2 separate regions of the Homo sapiens genome follow, and region 2 is linked to region 1. Evidence: chromatin loops called from intact Hi-C (ENCODE). Cell type or tissue: sigmoid colon. All regions are shown on one strand. Links, peaks and the distances in the headings refer to the core of each region. The heading gives the core; the rest is flanking DNA. Region 1 has its middle 5.8 kb from the start of ZNF532. Region 2 overlaps ZNF532 (zinc finger protein 532).

Region 1 (9,301 bases), core at 1,729-6,728:
CGGTCAAGCCCGGGCGTCTGGGCCGCAGCTCGGATGACCTTTGTTCAGCGCGGCGCCGCCGGCGGCTGCTGCTGTGGCTGCTGCTGCTGTCGTCGGAGCGGCGGCGGCGGCGGCTTCCATGTTACGGGCGTGTCATCTGCGTTCCCGCTGCCGGGGTCTGTGTGTGCGTGTGCGGTGGAGCGGCCTCGCCGCCGGGCCGGGCGGCGGCGGCGGCGGCGGCTCGGCCCGGGCGGCGAGCGAACAAAAGGGAGCGCGGGCGAGGGGGAGGGGGCGGCCGGTGGGGGAAGGGAGCTCCGGGACCGGGCGGCGGCAGCGCGAAGCCCCGCGGCCGGCGGGCGCCGACGCCCGGCCGCTGCGGAGCCCCGAGTCCGGCGGCGGCGAGAAGGCGCCCCGCGGACCTGCCAAGTCTCGCCCATACGGGGCCGCTGGCTCGCGGCTTCGCCCCGGGAGTGGAGCGGGGTGGTGGGGCTGGTGAGGGGGCGCAGGGAGGGCTGCTTTTTTCCAACGACATTGCGGGCTCTCACCCAGTCCTTTCCGTGGCCCCAAGCCGCGACTTACTCGAGTGGAAGGAAGCAAGGCCTCGCCAAAGATGGTTGAAAAGACCGTGAGCCTCTACCCAGGATCTTGAAGCCAAGGTGGTGGTTTGTTTTCCTCGTAATGATGGCAAATGAGTAAGAAGAGAGCACGCTATCTTCGGACAAATTAAATCTGAAATTCTCCCTGGAGGTGGAAGAAGGGGCTCTCCTCTGGTTAGTTAGTGGTTTGGAGCCCTTTTCGCCTTCAACTGAGCCACAAAAGGATGGAAGACACCCCCTGGGGTGGGGAGAAAGCCCTGGTGTAAAAGACACACGTTTGCTTTCAGAGAAAAAGCCACTGGGGCCAGATTGAAACATGGCATGTTCAGTTCATGTAGGTTTTTTTTTTTCCTTAATGGGGGAATGATATTGAGTAAACAAGATGTAATAGCTAGGTCTTTAAATTCTAGAAGGGAGATGGTGTACAAATGTAACAAGCACATATTGTACATACAGCAGGTGGTCATAGCCTGCGGAACACAAAAAGATACATATGTAAGCCCGCTAAAGGTCACGAAGGTGTATAATCGTGACCCGTGCAAGGGCGAGAGACGATAGATTTCCATTCCAGATGAGGTATGCTGTTTTCCCAGCCCCGTGTCCTCGTTCCTTTATTGTTCACAGACGTGCACTCCATTGAAAGGTTTTTAAAACCAGACAGAAACCCCCAAGTCAAGCTAATTGTGCTGACACTGGAAATAGGACAAAATGGAAGGAGCTGAAAAAATGTCACCATAACCTGTTAAAAAGGTTCACTCCTGTTTGATAGGAATCTGAAGACACAAAAATAACACTCAAGTAGCAGTGATGACCAAGCATAAGAAACATTTCTATTTTATTTTAAATTTGATTCATTGGTTAGTATTTGCAAACTGTGCTGAAAAGTTAAAAAAAAAATCTCAGTATACCTCTCTACTGCGTTAACTTCCATTGAGGAAGCCATTGTTCTCTGTGATGGGAGCACTGTATGATGTAAATTGCAAGTAGCATTTTTGCTGTTTAAGACTTTTCATGTAAATGACCCGAATTATTGTCTCACAGAAGAGTTGTTGGTCTTTAATTTCAAACAGCAAATTGTTTGGAATTGCACATAAATTGGAATACATATTTGCATATTTACACACGTTTAGAAAGACCTATGTAATCTGCAAATTTTGCCAGTCACAGCATCGCATTTATCAGCATTACAAGATGATGAAATTGAAACCCTTGTCTTCTTTTGGCCTGAAAACGGTGCCAGTACTCTGTGGGTTGGGTTTCAGCTTTACCTGGGCTTGATTTCATTTGAAAGGGAGCCTTTTTTCTTCTCCCAAAGATGGGCCTTTATTAATATGCATATAAAAACCGTATGTGCATTGAAGAGTACACTAGGACCTGCTAATGTGAAATCTTGACATGCTACACAGTTTACAATATATGGAATTTCATAATGTACATACCATGATAAATCCTAGGTTTCATGGATTTGGGATCTTTGTTTACTTAGAAGACTCTCTTGCCCCTCCCCCATTCCCTTCTTTTAAGAGTTGAAATGACAGCAAAGCAGCACTTGAATGGTTACAAGAGTTGTACTACCAAAACTAAAGTCTGAAATGCTTATCATAAAGAGCCTTCAGCTATACAACTGCCTCGTGGCTTCATCATGCCAAACACTTTTTTGAGCAGGGCTTTGTACAAAGCCCAGTGATTTAGCCGGAGCCTCGGCTGGAAGAAATTTGGTCTAGAAGCACAATTGATCATTTGCACAAATGGCAACAAATAACATTGCATCTGCTTTTAAATATCATAAACAAAAAGTAAAAGATATTTTATTGCAAGTTATCTCAGTTCTATTTTTGTAAAGAGGATTTCAGAGAAACCCCTTTGCCAGGTAGACCAGTAGTTAAAAGCAAAGCACCCGTCTTAGTCCATTTTGCAAAATCACTAAATTTCACAGCTGAAAAGACAGCATTTATTCTGGGTTGTTTTTTTTTTAAGCGGACACTACCCCTCTTCCAAAAACACAATACAAAAAGGTTCATTCTATTATTCTACATATGTAAGGCTCTCTTGTGCACCTCTCTGCTTTGAGCAACAATAGAATCAGTCACTCGACTGCAAGAATGAAATAAAACTATCATTTGAGTGCAGTCGATAAGGAAGGGCAGAACAAAGAAATCATATGATTCTTATGCCAAATAGAAACTAAAGGAATTCCAAACCCTTTGCGATTTTGTTGTTGCTGTTTTTATTGCTAACTCTCAATGTCTTGGCTTTTCCTCCAATCAGTGTATTGCAAAATCCTAGCTTTTTTCTTTAATCTTTTGTGGCTGGAAGCCGGCTTTGCAGAAGCCTGTAAATATCATCATACTTTCCCTCCAAATGCCCTTATGAAATTAGGAAATTCGTGTGTTAGGTAGAGCGCACAAAAGGTGTGTTCCTGGAGGGACAGTGGAAGGAAAAAAGGAAACACCTTTTCTTTATCTCACCATCCAGAGGCCCTGTGGAACTAACTACTAAACCGAGCAGTCTCATGCCTTGAACTACACATTTTTAGCTTGAAACCAAGCTAAGCCTAGGGGTTTATAGAGAGATTAATATATTAAATGTGTTAGCTTCTTTTTAAAGAAATTATTACACCTTTCAATCCTAGCACCATAATTTAAAGATTTGTAGCAGGGTAGCCAGCAAAGAAAAAGGAAAAAACAAAAGTCTACCTTTTCTTTTTAAGAACATCAAAATATGGATAGAATCAGGTTTTTTTATATTCAAAAACATACGCTTGAAAGAAATCATAACCAAGTTTAAATTATTATTAGCCTGCCAGAAATAGACTGTAGAGGATTCCCCTTATCCTTTGTTCGTGATTTCATAGATTTCTGTGGCAAAACCACCTCTCCTTTTCTGAACCTCAGTTTGGAAATGCCTGCAAAGGCCTTTAACCGAGAGACCCGAAGCGGGTGGGGGTTGGGCTCAGCATTGGGCATTATTTAGGAGGCCCCTCGATATTTGAATGACCTCCTAGGTCCTGGCTACTGGATGAATCCACTAATCCTTACCTCCTGCTGTCTCTGAAGGCCTAAATGCTGGAAAGCTGGCCTTGTCCAAGGAAAGAGTTGAGAAGGGTAGGGACAGAGAAAAGTGGGTAGTTTCTATGAGCCCTCCCTTCAGGAGTCAAAGGAGAGCCAGAAGTACGGGGATTGGGATCCTGGTAAAGATTCATCTGCAGAAACTGGGCCAAAGGAGAAATCTGTAGAGAACTTTATAAGATTTCCTAACCCTTTGTAACTTTTTTATATTACATCTGGGCTTCCTTAAAAGAAACTTGTGTTTGGGTTTGTTCTCTGCTCTCTAAGTCCTAGAGGAGGGGAAGAGAAAGAAGAAGAACCTAGGGAGGTATCTGAGAAAGGAAAAGGCTTAATCCTTTGAGGGCCTACCTGAAGGAGAAGGGAACACACAGGAAATGGGGACCCAGTTCCTCCTGAGAAGGAATCTCACTGGTCTCCTGCAGTGCAGACACTACCCTGAGCACTATGCATGCGCTAATATTGACTTCATCTTCCCATCCTGCCCTCATCATCCCTGCCATCACCACCACTTGGCACAATGCTTTGTACATCCCATAACTGACATTAATTATCAGTGAACTAAGGAATGGATAATGAACCCAGAGGCACCTAAAAGTAAATATGTCCCCAATTAAACCTAAGCTCTTTTGCTATTGTAGTGGATACAGTAGTGTTTTGTCTAGGTTCTCTCTTCAGAGTATACACCCTCATCCCCTAGCTGCTAAGAATATTGGCTGCCGACTACTCACAGCTGACTCCCTCACTGCAAATTGCTTTGGCCACCGTCTTGTGACAGTTCTTGGAAACTGTCTTGCCCAAGGCTACACCCACTTCCAAGAAGCAGCCAACATCTGGCTGATGTAGAGATAGAAAAACTTGGCCCTCTTGCCTTTATTTGGGCCAACTCTGAAGGGCCATCCCAGCCCCAGAGCTCCCTGTAAATTGGCTGAGGCCTCAATCACCATAGCACTGTGGGTCAACTCCTCCTTTCTAATCCTGCCTTCCTCAGTCCTTCACAATTATATCTCCAAAGATTATTCAGGGTCTGTTTCCAGCACCGCAGCCCGAGACACCCACCCACACCAGATTCATCTCCACAGTACCTGCCCTCTCAGAAAACGACCCTCATTCCCTCTCATCTGCTCCATCACCACAGGCTGGGAGGGTTCCACCTCTCAAGTGTCTATTGATCCCAATCCCTTCTCTCGGCTGACATCACGCACACACAACCTCAGGCCCATCATCCCAGTGTGGAACTGGTCACTGAGTCCTTGCCTCCAACCTGGCCAACGTTCAATGCATTCTGCACACTAAACCTTGAGGAATCTCTCCAACGATACCATCTTGTCACTCCTCTGCTCAAATGTTTCCAGATGACTCAATTGTCCTTAGAATGAGGTCCAGATTATAACTGTGACTTAGAAGTTTCTTCACGATTCGACCCATTTGCCTGCCCATGTCCCTGCCCCTCCATCCTCACATTTCAAGATCCAGGCTTGCCTTTTTGTTCTTTGAATATCACCTACTTCCTGTCACTGTCAGGCTTTCGCACATGCCGGCCCCGCTTTCTGGAAGACTCTCCTTACCCTTCACAACCTCCTCATCTAAGTCCTGTGTATTGGCCAGGTGTAGTGGCTCACACCTGTAATCCCAGCATCCTGGGAGGCCAGGTCAGGTGGATCACTTGAAGTCAGGAGTTCAAGACCAGCCTGGCCAACATGATGAAACCCCGTCTCTACTAAAAATACAAAAATTCGCTGGGTGTGAGGGCGGGCACCCGTAATCCCAGCTACTCAGGAGGCTGAGGCAGGAGAATTGCTTGAACCCGGGAGGTGGAGGTTGCAGTGAGCTGAGATCACGCCACTTGACTCCAGCCTGGGCGACAGAGCAAGACTCTGTCTCAAAAAAAAAAAAAAATCTAAAAGTTAAGTGCTCAGAACACCAGGATTAACACCTATAAGGTTTGGGGTTTTTTTTCCAATGACAAAGATAAAAGATGATCAAATACTTTAACATTTTCTGCTAAACTTAACGATGACTATTTTGAAGTCTCTTTTGAGGTTTCTTATTTAATACCAAAAGACTAGAAGTCACATGTCACTGGGAAAAGTTTCTGGAAAAACTTGGTTATTTCTGGAAAAGTTTAAAAATGAATAATAATAATTGACATATATAAACAAAAAACAAATGCTAAAATATGAAAATAATAACCAGAAAATACGGCTGCAACATAAAATACATTCGTCAGCAAACAGTTGGAAGATGCTTAGAAAATATTGCTGTAGGCCAAGTGTGGTGGCTCATGCTTGTAATCCCAGCACTTTGGGAGGCTGAGGAGGGCGGATCACGAGGTCAGGAGATCGAGACCATCCTGGCTACTAAAAATACAAAAAATTAGCCGGGCGTGGTGGCAGGCGACTGTAGTCCCAGCTACTTGGGAGGCTGAGGCAGGAGAATCGCTTGAACCCAGGAGGTGGAGCTTGCACTGAGCCGAGATTGCGCCATTGCACTCCAGCCTGGGCAATAGAGTGAGACTCTGTCTCAAAAAAAAAAAAGCAAGAAAATATTGCTGTAGATTTAAAGAAACACACATTAGAATAGATTACACAGTGTGGGAGGTTTGTGCAACTGTTGAATGCCTCTGCTTAAGGTATCTGCTTGCCCCTGTTCTCGTGATGACACACCTGAAAACACTTATTTTTTATGAACCACTAAAAAAAGTGTTTAGCAGAGAAGGTATATTATCAACAATAAATGATCTCTTTAATCAAAACATTATATCATTTTATTTAGAACAGGAACAGTAACCACGAATGGAGTAGCTTCTATACAGGAATTTAAAATTCTGGGGTTAAATTACGAAAATTCCAACACACACAAAATGTATCACCGATTCAGTTAAAATATCAAAATGCAAATTCAACACTTTCCAATTTATGTTGCAGAAACAATTGAGTGATACTGGCAAAGAGCGACTCACCACCCAAATGTCAACTAAAATCTTTTGCATAGCTGAAGGATGAGATTGAGCAATGAGCATTATGATTAAGTAAACAGTAAAAACGGCTGGGCGAGGTGGCTCACGCCTGTAATTTTAGCACTTTGGGAGGCCAAGGCAGGTGGATCATCTGCGGTCAGGAGTTCAAGACCAGCCTGGCCAACATTGTGAAACCCTTTCTCTACTAAAAATACAAAAATTACCCGGGTGTGGTGGCCAACGCCTGTAATCCCAGCTACTCGGGAGGCTGAGGCAGGAGAATCGCTTGGACCAGCGAGGCAGAGGTTGCAGTGAGCCGAGATAGCACCATTGCACTCCACCCTGGGCAACAAGAGCAAAACTCCGTCTCAAAAAATAAAAATAAAAAAGTAAATGGTAAAAATAATCTGTCTCTTCCTACTGGCAGAAAACTTTGCAAGGCATCCTCTCCCACTAGGACAGCCCTTTAAACAACCAAGTTTGAAAAAAACTAAACAGAGTAAAATCCTCAAATCATTTTATCACACTATTATGCCAATATTTCAAAAAAAAAAAGAGAAGCATATTCAATCATACCTCAAATATTAAGCATTGTAGTAAGAGCAAATTATTTTCTACTGCTAGTAAATAAAATTAAATGTTAATGGTATTGTTTAGTCCATCATTTCAATATTTTTTAATTTCTATTTTTGTATATCTTTTGTAATGTACATATTAGGATAGTACTAACTATATTTAAGCTGTAAGTTAGTTTTTATAAATTATAAGTGAATAATTGAGATGAATACTCAAAAAATTTTGAGGTGTGATCCAAAGACTACAAAGGTCACTGGGTTAGAAAAATTGTGTAAGTGGACAAGCTCAGATTTGCTCTGCACTGTAAAAATACGTCTACTCTATGGTGTCACTTCACCAACAGTCTAGACTTGGGGAAATAAAACATATGTGTCCCTGAATAAACCCATTCCAAGTATCAGATAGATAACTCAACAAAATATATCGGCTGGGCACAGTGGCTCATGCCTGTAATCCAAGCACTTTGGGAGGTCGAGGCGGGTGGATCACTTCAGGTCAGGAGTTCGAGTCCAGCCTGGCCAACATGGTAAAACCCCGTCTCTACTAAAAATATAAAAAATTAGCCGGGTGTGGTGGCGCACAACTGTAATCCCGGCTACTTGGAAGGCTGAGGCAGGAGAATTGCTTGAACCCAGGAGGCAGAGGTTGCAGTGAGCTGAGATCGTGCCACTGCACTCCAGCCTGGGTGACAGAGCGAGATTCCATCTCAAAAAAGAAAAATAAAAAAGGAAATATATCATACCCGTGCTATGTTTGACAAGGCCACATGAACAGCACAAGTAGTATATTCTCACCACACCCTTTTGGAATTTCCGTCTCAACCTCTGACCAAATGTTCAAGAGTCTACATTGCACCATTGAAAAAGAGTTCCTGGGCCAGGCACGGTGGCTCATGCCTGTAATCCCAGCACCTTGGGGGGTGGAGGCGGGCGGATCACCAGGTCAGGAGTTCAAGACCAGCCTGGCCAATATAGTGAAACTCCATCTCTACTAAAAATACAAAAATTAGCTGGGCTTGGTGGCAGGAGCCTGTAGTTCCAGCTACCGGGGAGGCTGAGGCAGGAGAATCACCTGAACTTGGGAAGCAGAGATTGCAGTGAGCCAAGATAGTGCCACTACAGTCTAGCCTGGGCGACAGAGCAAGACTCTGTCTCAAAAAAAAAAAGAGTTCCTGGGTACCCCCTTCTGGCAGAGCCTCTTTTACCATCTTGTCCAACCGAGGCATCCTACATAACAGTCAGTCAACTTGACTGTAGCCTGTGAAAAAATCAGAGCATAAACTACAACCAATTAAGCTACCTCAGGCCTTAGGCACCCTGCACTGTGCATATAACTAGGTAGTGCCAGGTGCAGTGGCTCATGCCTGTAACCCCAACATTTTCGGAGGCCAAGGTGGGTGGGAGGACCGTTTGCCCAGGAGTTCAAGACCAGCCTGGGCAACACAGGGAGACCCCGTATCTACAGAAAATAAAAATAAATTAGCTGGGCGTGGTGGTGTGCACCTGTGGTCCCAGCTACTCGGAAGGCCGAGGTGGGAAGATCGCTTGAGCCCAGGAGGTCGAGGCTGCAGTGAGCTGTGATCATACCACTGCACACCCACCTGGGCTATGGAATGAGACCCTATCTCAAAACAAAACAAAAAACTTAGTAACTTTGAGCTGGGTGTGGTGGCTCACGTCTGTAACCCCAGCACTTTGGGAGGCCGAGGCGGGTGGATCACGAGGTCAGGAGTTCGAGACCAGCCTGGCCAACATGGTAAAACCCTGTCTCTACTAAAAATACAAAAATTAGCCGGGCATGGTGGCACACACCTGTAATCCCAACTACTTGGGAGGCTGAGGCAGGAGAATCACTTGAACCGGGGAGGCAGAGGTTACAGTGAGCCAAGATCACGCCACTGCACTCCAGCCTGGGCGACAGAGAGAGACTTCATTTCAAAAAATAATAATAGTAATACTAAGTAACTTTGAGAAGGAAGCATTAAATAAGCCCTTGCAGGTGCTGTCCATCTGTCCATTCCTTTTTTTTTTTTTTTTTTTTTTTGAGATGGAGTTTCGCTCTTGCTGCCCAGGCTGGAGTGCAATGGCGTGATCTTGGCTCACCGCAACCTCTGCCTTCCGGGTTAA
Region 2 (9,301 bases), core at 2,899-7,898, 53 kb before region 1:
TACTCCAGTCTGTGTGTACTTGTCTCCTCTTACATACTGGCCTGTAAGCTGCCTGAGGACAGGCAAAGTGTCACTCATCTTTCTAGCATAAATGTCAAATAACGCAACACCAAGACAGGCACTGGGTTTATAACAGAAGAACAGGGCTGGACCCAGCTCTGTCACTCACTAGCTCTGGGGCCCTCAGCAAGTGAGGGGATCTCTTGGATCTGTTCCTTCTGCAGTGGAGGCAAACAGCCAGGAAGAGAAGGAAAGGAAAGAGGGAAGAGAAGAGAGTGAGAGAAGAGAAAGGGGAATGAAGCAAGCAGCAGTCAGTCGGAAGGGAAGAGGGTAGCAGCTGACTTCAGGCAACTTTCAGTGGAAGAATTCACCTAGCCAATTTAGATGCGTGTTCCTAGACAGACTCTGCCCTTCGGTATTTGCTGTGTCATTATCCTTCCTTCGAATCTGCTTTAGTGGTCCCTGACACGTTGCCTCCTTCCACATCTTACTGAAGCACTTGATTTTTTTTTTCTTGTACAATCTAGAAAACATCACACATTCCTAATAAAAGTAACTATTCCAGGGTCAAGAGAGAATTTCTACTCAGTGAGAATACACATGCCTGAGAAAACTCATATACACCACAAATCTATCAACAGCTGCTAAGACCCTCAGTATATTAACTCACTCTGGGGACACATCCAAACACACTGAAGAATTTGGTTAGAAAAAACTACTGTTGAAGGCGAAATCAACACTTAGGGTTCGATGGGAGCTGAAGAATAAATCCGCTTCTATTCACACCTGTCTCGGTTAATACCGAGCTGAAGAAGTCACATGTGCTTTTCTTTCGATGGCTTACTCAGCATAGAGAAAACATTCTGTGACCACTCTTCTCTCAGAGGGGCGCCTGCGGAAACAGAGGGGGAATAACATACCCCCAGCACCAAGCTACCACCGATGCAAAAAGTACACAGGAAATAAAACATTAACATCTCTAAAGGGATACTGACGTACAAATATCTATGAGAAGTCAGATTCAGTGGAAAGTCTGTGATTATGGTTTTGTTTTTTAAATGAAATTGAACATTTAAACTGCAAAACGTGGGGAATGAAAAAGCCATCTGTCAGGCACTATATCCACAAAAGAATCCACCCACTTACAAATAATCCCTGAATGTCACCACTCTTCTTTCTATTCATCATCCTGGTGTTGTAAATGGAATACTCACAATAAAGCTGCCATTAGCAGAGTATCCCTGTGATCTATCCTTACCAACCATGTTGATCTAAAGTTGGAGGTCACTGTGATTAGAAAACTCAAGACACCACCCCCTGCCCCACCAGGGTTGAAAGGGACTGAAAAGTAGATTTTTAACTGATGCAAAGCTTGGGCTCAGGCTCTGGAAGTCCCCATGGTAGTGGGGCTCTGCCCTAGTCCCCCAACTCTTTCTTTCGAGCTTCACAGGATTTTAATGTCATTTGCCCTCTCTTTATGACTTTGGTGAGCAAAAGACTTTATACAGTTTCACACTGTTCATCCCAGAGGGCAGTCAGTTCAGGAACAAAAAGAAGATAAGAGATAATTCAAATACTCAGTGGGTGGGAGGCCCAGAACATACAACCACATGAATGAGGAAAGGTCACCCCATGAAACCAAACTTGAGTGGTCGGCAGTGCGACTGTCTGACATTCTTATGAACCCTGGGAAGGTTAATATGGCTCTTCTCACCTTTTTCTGCTGTTGCACGTACAGGAACCTCCTGATTTATAAACGCATGCACAGCAGCCGTACTGAATCACTGAGTTAATGCTAAACTTGTTGACCTCCACATCACCCCATCTTTTCCTACCTGCCCAGCTAAAGCAGAGTTAGGATCTAGAAGGCCCCAGAGAGGAACTCCCATGCCTGCAAACCCCTCAAGGGGTTGAGAAGCAACTCTTTCTCCACAGTGATCCAGCCTCACCCTGTCCCCATCCCTCTACTCCACCTAAGGTTTATACTCTTCTCATGGGGGACGTGGGGGAGTCCAGCGTGAAGCAGTGGGACGTGGTAAGAGGTCAGAGTGAACTGATGGTAGTTTTAAAAAGTGAGTCAGTCATCCTAGTTCACCTGCAGGAAGGCCGACTAGAAGCTGAAAATGCATAATGGGCATTTCTGAGTGCAGTGGCCAACCGAAAGCGCATCGTGTCGTCTGAAACCCGAGATCACTGTGGTGCCTGGACTCCCCTCTCTGGGGTTGTATAACTAATGGAATGGATACCACTCTGTAACTTCACACTTCTTTTTTGGTTTATAGGAATGTTTTTCATACCCACAATCACATTGTCCTATTACCCTTTCCCTTCCCACATTCTGGAAGGCAAGAGCAAGTGTTCCATTCCACTTGGAGGGGAAAAAAATGTATAACTCCCACTTCATTTCTCAGTTATACTGAATACAAAGAGGAATGTTTATGTCTGAAAGTTTTCTTCGCTTTCCACCCCAATTCCTAAGTACTACTGTCTTAAAAATAGATTCTTTTGCTTAAAAACATTACAAAAATAAATCTCAGTCCTCTCTTTTAAAAGATAAAATAGAACGATCTCATTTTAGCTTCCCTTTCCCTCAACAGTTTGATTTTCAAACAGAATTAGCTTTAGTTATTTTAACAATGTCTTTCACTTATGCCCTATAAAATACATCTCCCTTCAAAGGCAATAATAGTCTTTTATTTTATTTATTTATTTTTTCCGAGACGGAGTCTTGCTCTGTCACCCAGGCTGGAGTACAGCAGTGTGATCTCGGCTCACTGCAACCTCCGCCTCCTGGGTTCAAGCAATTCTCCTGCCTCAGCCTCCCGAGTAGCCGGGATTACAGGCACCTGCCACCACATCTGGCTAATTTTTGTATTTTTAGTAGAGACGGGGTTTCACCATGTTGGCCAGGCTGGTCTCAAGCTCCTGACCTCGTGATCCGCCCGCCGCGGCCTCCCAGAGTGCTGGGATTACAGATGTGAGCCACCACGCCTGGCCAATGGTCTTTTAATTTAAAAGTAAACCCTATATAAATGACCTATAATTCACTAATAGCATTTGTGCTTAATGTATAATGTTCTTTCACCCAAAGACATCAACAATATCTGAGGGAATCAGACCTGTTTACAAAAAAGGAAATTGAAAGAACTCAGGTCTGTCACATGATCACTTTATTTTCTCGTATGACACAGAGACAAAACATTTCCTTTCCTACTCAAAGCCTCTGAGAATTATGAAAAGCTATTTCATCTTTGTTGGCAGAAGTCAAAAGTTATGAAGTCAAAAGAAAAACGTAAGAAAAACCTATTCACCCCTTAATCATACTTCTCATACTTTGTAACAAAATTCTTCTTCCTTTGCAATAAAAAAATTGTTGGTTTCCCAATTTCCAATTAGAGAATGTCAGTATTAAAGGCATAGGCACAGCCTAACCATTAAATCCCAACTTTAATCCTGAAACAGAAAGATGCACGCCTAAATCCAGCCAAGGTCTGCCTCCTCTGACCTGTGAAAACGCTGGTTCCCTATTTAATACAGAAACTAACATTTCCCTTAATGAAAATCAATACCCTCTAAATCATAACAGTCCTACTTAGAGAAAAACAAATCAAAGTCTACTGACCATCTTGGCAGTATTATAAAGGCTTCCCATAAAACAACTGTAATAATACAAGGTCTGCTTTGGGATTCCCAGTCTTATTTTCTAGCACTATCTGGCCACTGAGACCCTTCATTGTATCTTTTTTATTCCGCTGAATTTTTAAAAAAATAATTCTTTTATATATATATATTTTTTCCTTTCCCTTTCTTTTAGGATGGGGTCTCACTATGTTGTCCAAGCTGGTCTCGAACTCCTGAGCTCAAACAATCCTCCTGCCTCAGCCTCCCAAAGTGCCAGGATTACAGGTGTGAGCCACTGTGCCTGGCCCCAAAAAAATAATTCAATAAATGAATGGATCTAGCATGTTTTCATCTTTCCTATCTTTCCTTCAAATATAAAATGTTCTTATAACTTATGTTTATATTACGTAATGTTTCAAATTTAATTTCCTCCTCTTAGAAAATGAATCTAGCTAGCATCCCCAGTTTTTATACATCTTCAAGAAACACAGGGATTGACTTCTCTTGGCTGCCTACATTCAAATTCTTGCTCTTCCCATTATCATTATGCAAACCTTAGCTCTGCCTCCATCACCAATCTCTTACATCTTTAGAATTTCCAAGGCTCTGCACATTGTATCTCTTCCACCAAAGAAAAGAAAAAAAACCTTCTCTCTTCTCTTCCAACTGATCTTCTGCCGCTTTTATCCCACTTCAATCTCGACTGCATATCAGGGAAACCTATTTTCTCACTGCATTTCCATTCCAAACACCAAATCGGTTCAGCTACGCAGGTCGACCTCATGCTTCTTCACTCTTCCTAAACCAGCTGGGGACATGGGTCAGTTTGGGGGCCAAGTTTTTTTAAAAAATTTGATCAGCCGCGCCTCTGGAGCAGCTGCCATGGTTCACTGCCTCTCTCTAGGAAGTGCAGGCAGGGGTGGGAGAGACTGGGCCCCAAAAATGGCAGATTCTCAGATTTCAAAAAAATAGCATACACGCAGACACACACATGAAAAAATGTGGAAAAGAAAAATAAGCAGTTATGAAAAAAGCTATGGAATCTCTTAATTACTTGCCATCTGAAGGTCCCATGCCAGTGACAAATGCCACAGAAAAGTTTCATTTTACCTTTAGCCTTCACACTAATCAGACCCTGATTAAGTCGAGACAGCCAGCCCAGAGCACCTTGCAGGTCTAAAGGTTCCTCCCCGGCCACAGGGAAGAAAGCTGACACAATGGGACACCAACAAGTCGCCTGGACCCTCTGACCTGTCAGCACTGCTGGGCACCCTGATCACACTCTGCCCCCTCTCAGCACAAGAGCTTCATTTTCTAAGCAGCCTACACCAGGGTAACACATAGCGTACAAATACAGTTTATACGCACAGTCAAAGAACAAATGTATGTTTTGTTAATTCTGTATGAGTTAACAAGAAATTAGCAAATATAGTTGCTACTATCCAAAATAGTTATTTACTGGTTTCCTTAAACCTGATGATACCAATCATGGATATACAAATACTTTGCTCAAGGTAGTATGTTTTCTTCTTCAGCTAACACTTGATATTCCTGATCTGAAATATAACAGATTTCCTGATCTGAAATTCAAACTGCTTCTGGAAATATCAACACAGGAGTCACATACTAATGCCACGAACCAGGTCACGACCTTGGGAAATAGAGGAGTGAAGCCAGCCCCAGCCCTTTGCTGCAGTTATTCCACACTCCTCCCTCAAGGTTATAAAAGTAGGCTCCCCGCCCCCATCCATTCCCCACCTCGCACATCAGGAGCAACTAAGGGAAAGTCCCTGTCCCTACAAACCTCAGCCTTCTCTGAAAGCTCAACCTCCCCCACTCGGCCTACTTCTCACATCACAGCTCTCTAAGAAAGCTCACTCCCCAACTCCAAACTCTTCTGGGTCAAAACGAAAGCTCAGCTACAGTGAGAGCTCCTTTGCTTTTTCCAGGAGAGAAGCTCCAGGGAAATTGAGGGCGTGCCTGTAGCCCTCCACAGCAGGTCCTCAGCGTCATTTAGCACTGCAATTTTGTTTTTCCTTATTAACTCCCATCCTGCCAAGAGACAAGGGCTGCTTCTTTTCTTTCCTTTGACACAGGACCTGGCTCTGCTGTCCAGGCTGGAGTGCAGTGCCATGATCATAGCTCACTGCAGCCTCGAACTTCTGGGCTCAAGTGATCCTTACAAGCACCGCCACACTCAGCTAATTCTTATTTGCTGTAGAAATGGGGTCTTGCTCTCACCCAGACTGGTCTCAAACTGGCCTCGAGTGATCCTCCAGCCTCCCCTCCCAAGTGCTGGGATTAAAGGCTTGAGCAACCCTGCCTGGCCTAAGGCTGTGGCCTGCAGATGTTACTAATCTCTCCCTCTTCTAAACTCCATCCCCCCTTTTCTTTCTGAGGTTAACTTAAAAAATCATAGTCACCAGTCAAGAGGTCTCCCACAGCTTCATTCCTTCAAATCTTGCCTGTACCTTCATGCTGGCTTTGCCAAGCCGATCCTCCACAGTGAGCTTGGTCTGTCCCTTCTATTTTGGGTAATTCCTATCCCATTTGCCTAGTGGCATAGAGAGATCTCCTCCAGCCTTACCCTGGAACCCTTGGTGCTCTGTCCTCTTGCCACGCAGCCTTCATGGCTCAAGTTCTCCAGTACTGGGACATATCCTGCTCCTCCCAGTATCTCCCCAGCACTCTGACAATCCACTCTCTCAAAACCACCATTGAAATCCAGGCAGGGCTGGGCGTGGTAGCTCATGACTGTGATTCCAACACTTTGGGAGGCCAAGGCAGGATGATTGGTTGAGCCCAGTAAGTCGAGGCTACAGTGAGCTACAATCACGCCACTGCAATCTAGCTTAGGCAACAGAGTAAGACCCTGTCTCTTAAAAAAAAAAAACAAACCAGGCTGAAGGAGAGAATTTTAGGGCTCATGGAATAGTTCTGTATCACAAATGTGGTAGTGGAGACATGTTTCTGTGCATCTGTCAAACCCTTGAGAATTTCAGGCCAGGTGCGGCGGCTCATGCTCGTAATCCCAGCACTTTGGGAGGCTGAGGCGGGTGGATCACTTGAGACCAGGAGTTTGAGACCAGCCTGGCCAACATGATGAAACCCCCTCTCTCTCTCTCTACTACAAATACAAAAATTAGCTGGGCTTGGTGGTGCATGCCTGTAATCCCAGCTACTCGGGAGGCTGAAGCGGCAAAATCGTTTGAACCTGGAAGGCAGAGGTTGCACTGAGCTGAGATCACGCCACTGTACTCCAGCCTGAGTGATGAAGCGAGACTCTTTCTCAAAAAAAAAATAAACTAGAGAATTTCACTGTGTGTAAATATTAAATTTAAAAATAAAAACCAGGAATGGGAGGGGGCGTCCAAAATTAAGACCAACTGTAATTTTGGTCATTCATACAAATGAATAACATGACTACACTGAAGGGTTCAGGGAACAAAAAACTAACCTAAACAACTCAGAAAACAAAATTATGACTGTACATTGTAAGGCTAATGAAAAAGGACCGTGCACAAACACCATCCTCTAGTAAAAAACTGCTGAAATCTAGTTAGTAGTATTGTACGAATGATAATTTTTTAGTTTTCACAAGTGTGTTAGAATTACAAGATGTGACCTTTAAGTAAAGTTGGGTAAATGAGTACACAGAAATTCTCTGTCCTATTTTTGCAACATTTATTTTTTCTTTTTTTTGTAGAGACAGGGTCTTGCTATGTTGTCTAGGCTGGTTACTCCTGGGCTCCAGTGATCCTTCCACCTTGGCCTCCCAAAACACAGGGATTACAAACATGTGAGCCACTGTACCCAGCCAAAACTTTAAGTTAAAATTATTTCAACCTAAAAGTTAAAAAGGGAAAACCCAGGCTATGTGACATAATACAAAGGAGACAGCTTTGGAGATGAAATCCTTGCTGCCCTATTTACTACTATTAGCTAGTGACCTGAGGTGGCCATAGCGCCTCCCTGAGTGGCCCTTCCTCCTGGGTCCAAATGAAAGTGCATGCCGTCGCTGAATAGTGTAGTCTCACAGCCAGAAAACACTCCAGCAACGATCCATTCCCAATCCGTGTTCCCGCGTGCCTGTTTTTGCTGCTAATCATCTTTCATGTTGCCTGTGACCTCTGCAGAATTTCATTTTCTGGTCATCCTTTCCTCTCGTGGACCCCACAGCACTGCCTCAAGCTCACCTGGCTTTTCCTGACTCACTGGCTCTTCCTCTTCTCTCCTTTCATGAGTCCCTTCAGATTCTCTTTTGTTATCTACCTTTGTTGAAAGGCAACCTCAGCAACTCCCATGGTCACAACAGTCAGAACAAACGGGTTTCTATCTTTAGTCCTAATTCTGCCTTAAGAGTCGTCTTTCCATTGCTGGGATGATATTCTGCTTGGCTCTCCCTACACGAGGTCAAACTTAAAACTAAAGCCCTCATATTCCCTCCCAACATGTTCCTCTAAATCCTATGTTTTGTCAATGACCTTCACCTGCTCTAGGAAAACATTAAAAATCTTCAGGCAGGCTGGGCGCGGTGGCTCACGCCTATAATCCCAACACTTTGGGAGGCTGAGGTGGGCGGATCACCTGAGGTTGGGAGTTTGAGACCAGCCTGACCAACATGGAGAAACCCTGTCTCTACTAAAAATACAAAATTAGCCAGGCGTGGTAGTGCATGCCTGTAATCCCAGCTACTCAGGAGGCTGATGCAGGAGAATTGCTTGAACCCAGGAGGCAGAGGTTGCAGTGAGCCGAGATCGCACCACTGCACTCCAGCCTGGGGGACAAGAGCGAAACTCCATCTCCAAAAAAAACATCTTCAGGCAGCATTTCACAAACCATAAAACACAGATACTAGTTCTGTAGGATGTTATTAGGTCTTTCACAAAGACAAGACTGAAATGCACATAGCAAATGCTGGATTTTCTGAAGTTAAACAGATTTCTTTCAGGCAAGAGCCACTATTATGCTAATGAGTATTACAAATCTCCAAAAACACGGATGTCAGTAGTCACCAAATTTTGATCTAACTGCAGGTCATTTTTTCTGATCCATGAATACAAATGCCAAAATGATTTCCCAAAAGGCTGCAGAAACTTTTATTGTTGCAAATTATGCATTAGAGTTACTTTTACTGCATCTTGTCCCTCAACTTCATAAGCTAATGTCATTATTAGCTAATATCAAAGGCAACAAAAAGATGCCTTACTGTATTTCACTTTTCCTATTATTTGAATGTTTATTTTTTTCTCTTATGTTTTTGCTAGTTATAAATCAATGAATGATGAATGAATGGATGCAGGGAGCTGATGAATTTCCTGTTTATTTCTTTCTTCAGCTCTATGAAACAACTTACCGATCTACACTCTCGTCATTTATTAATAAGCAAGGACATACAAAGCCTATCCATACAGTTCCCTGAAATAAATTGTCTATGGACAAACTTTCATGAAGAAAAAGAGCATTTAACATCCCAGCTACACAACACACAAACAATAAGTGGGAGAGCACAACACCCGTGGCAACATGATTCCATTCCAGCACCAGCATTCCCTTTGTTCCTGGCTTGTGTCCAAAAATTTTCCACCTAAAAAATGAGGATAACAGCATACACTCAACCCCAGGGATATGGAAAGGGGCTACTGATATTTAGAGGGAGCCTTGTCATAATTAAACACAC

Evidence for each region. Hi-C counts contacts between places; a loop is a spot of excess contacts. Peaks named below come from ENCODE experiments on the same cell type or tissue, not always from the same donor. Only the 100,000 strongest peaks of a DNase experiment are listed, where the experiment ranks them.
Region 2: it touches region 1 in a loop (2.0-fold over the local background); 14 of 110 quality-filtered maps call a loop at or near these places.

Annotation. Positions count from the first base shown.
Region 1 is chr18:58,854,424-58,863,724 of GRCh38, reverse strand. It overlaps a transcript of ZNF532 not described here. Among named protein-coding and RNA genes, the nearest start is that of ZNF532, 5.8 kb to the left of the region's middle. RefSeq lists enhancers at 851-1,390, 1,391-1,932 and a silencer at 3,434-3,728. In sigmoid colon, for the core only: no CTCF peak of the experiment used is centred there; a DNase peak (open chromatin) is centred at 4,444; H3K27ac peaks cover 1,491 bases.
Region 2 is chr18:58,908,096-58,917,396 of GRCh38, reverse strand. The region is part of intron 2 of ZNF532 (zinc finger protein 532); the gene reads right to left. Among named protein-coding and RNA genes, the nearest start is that of ZNF532, 48 kb to the right of the region's middle. RefSeq lists an enhancer at 1,353-1,863. In sigmoid colon, for the core only: no CTCF peak of the experiment used is centred there; a DNase peak (open chromatin) is centred at 5,406; H3K27ac peaks cover 1,183 bases.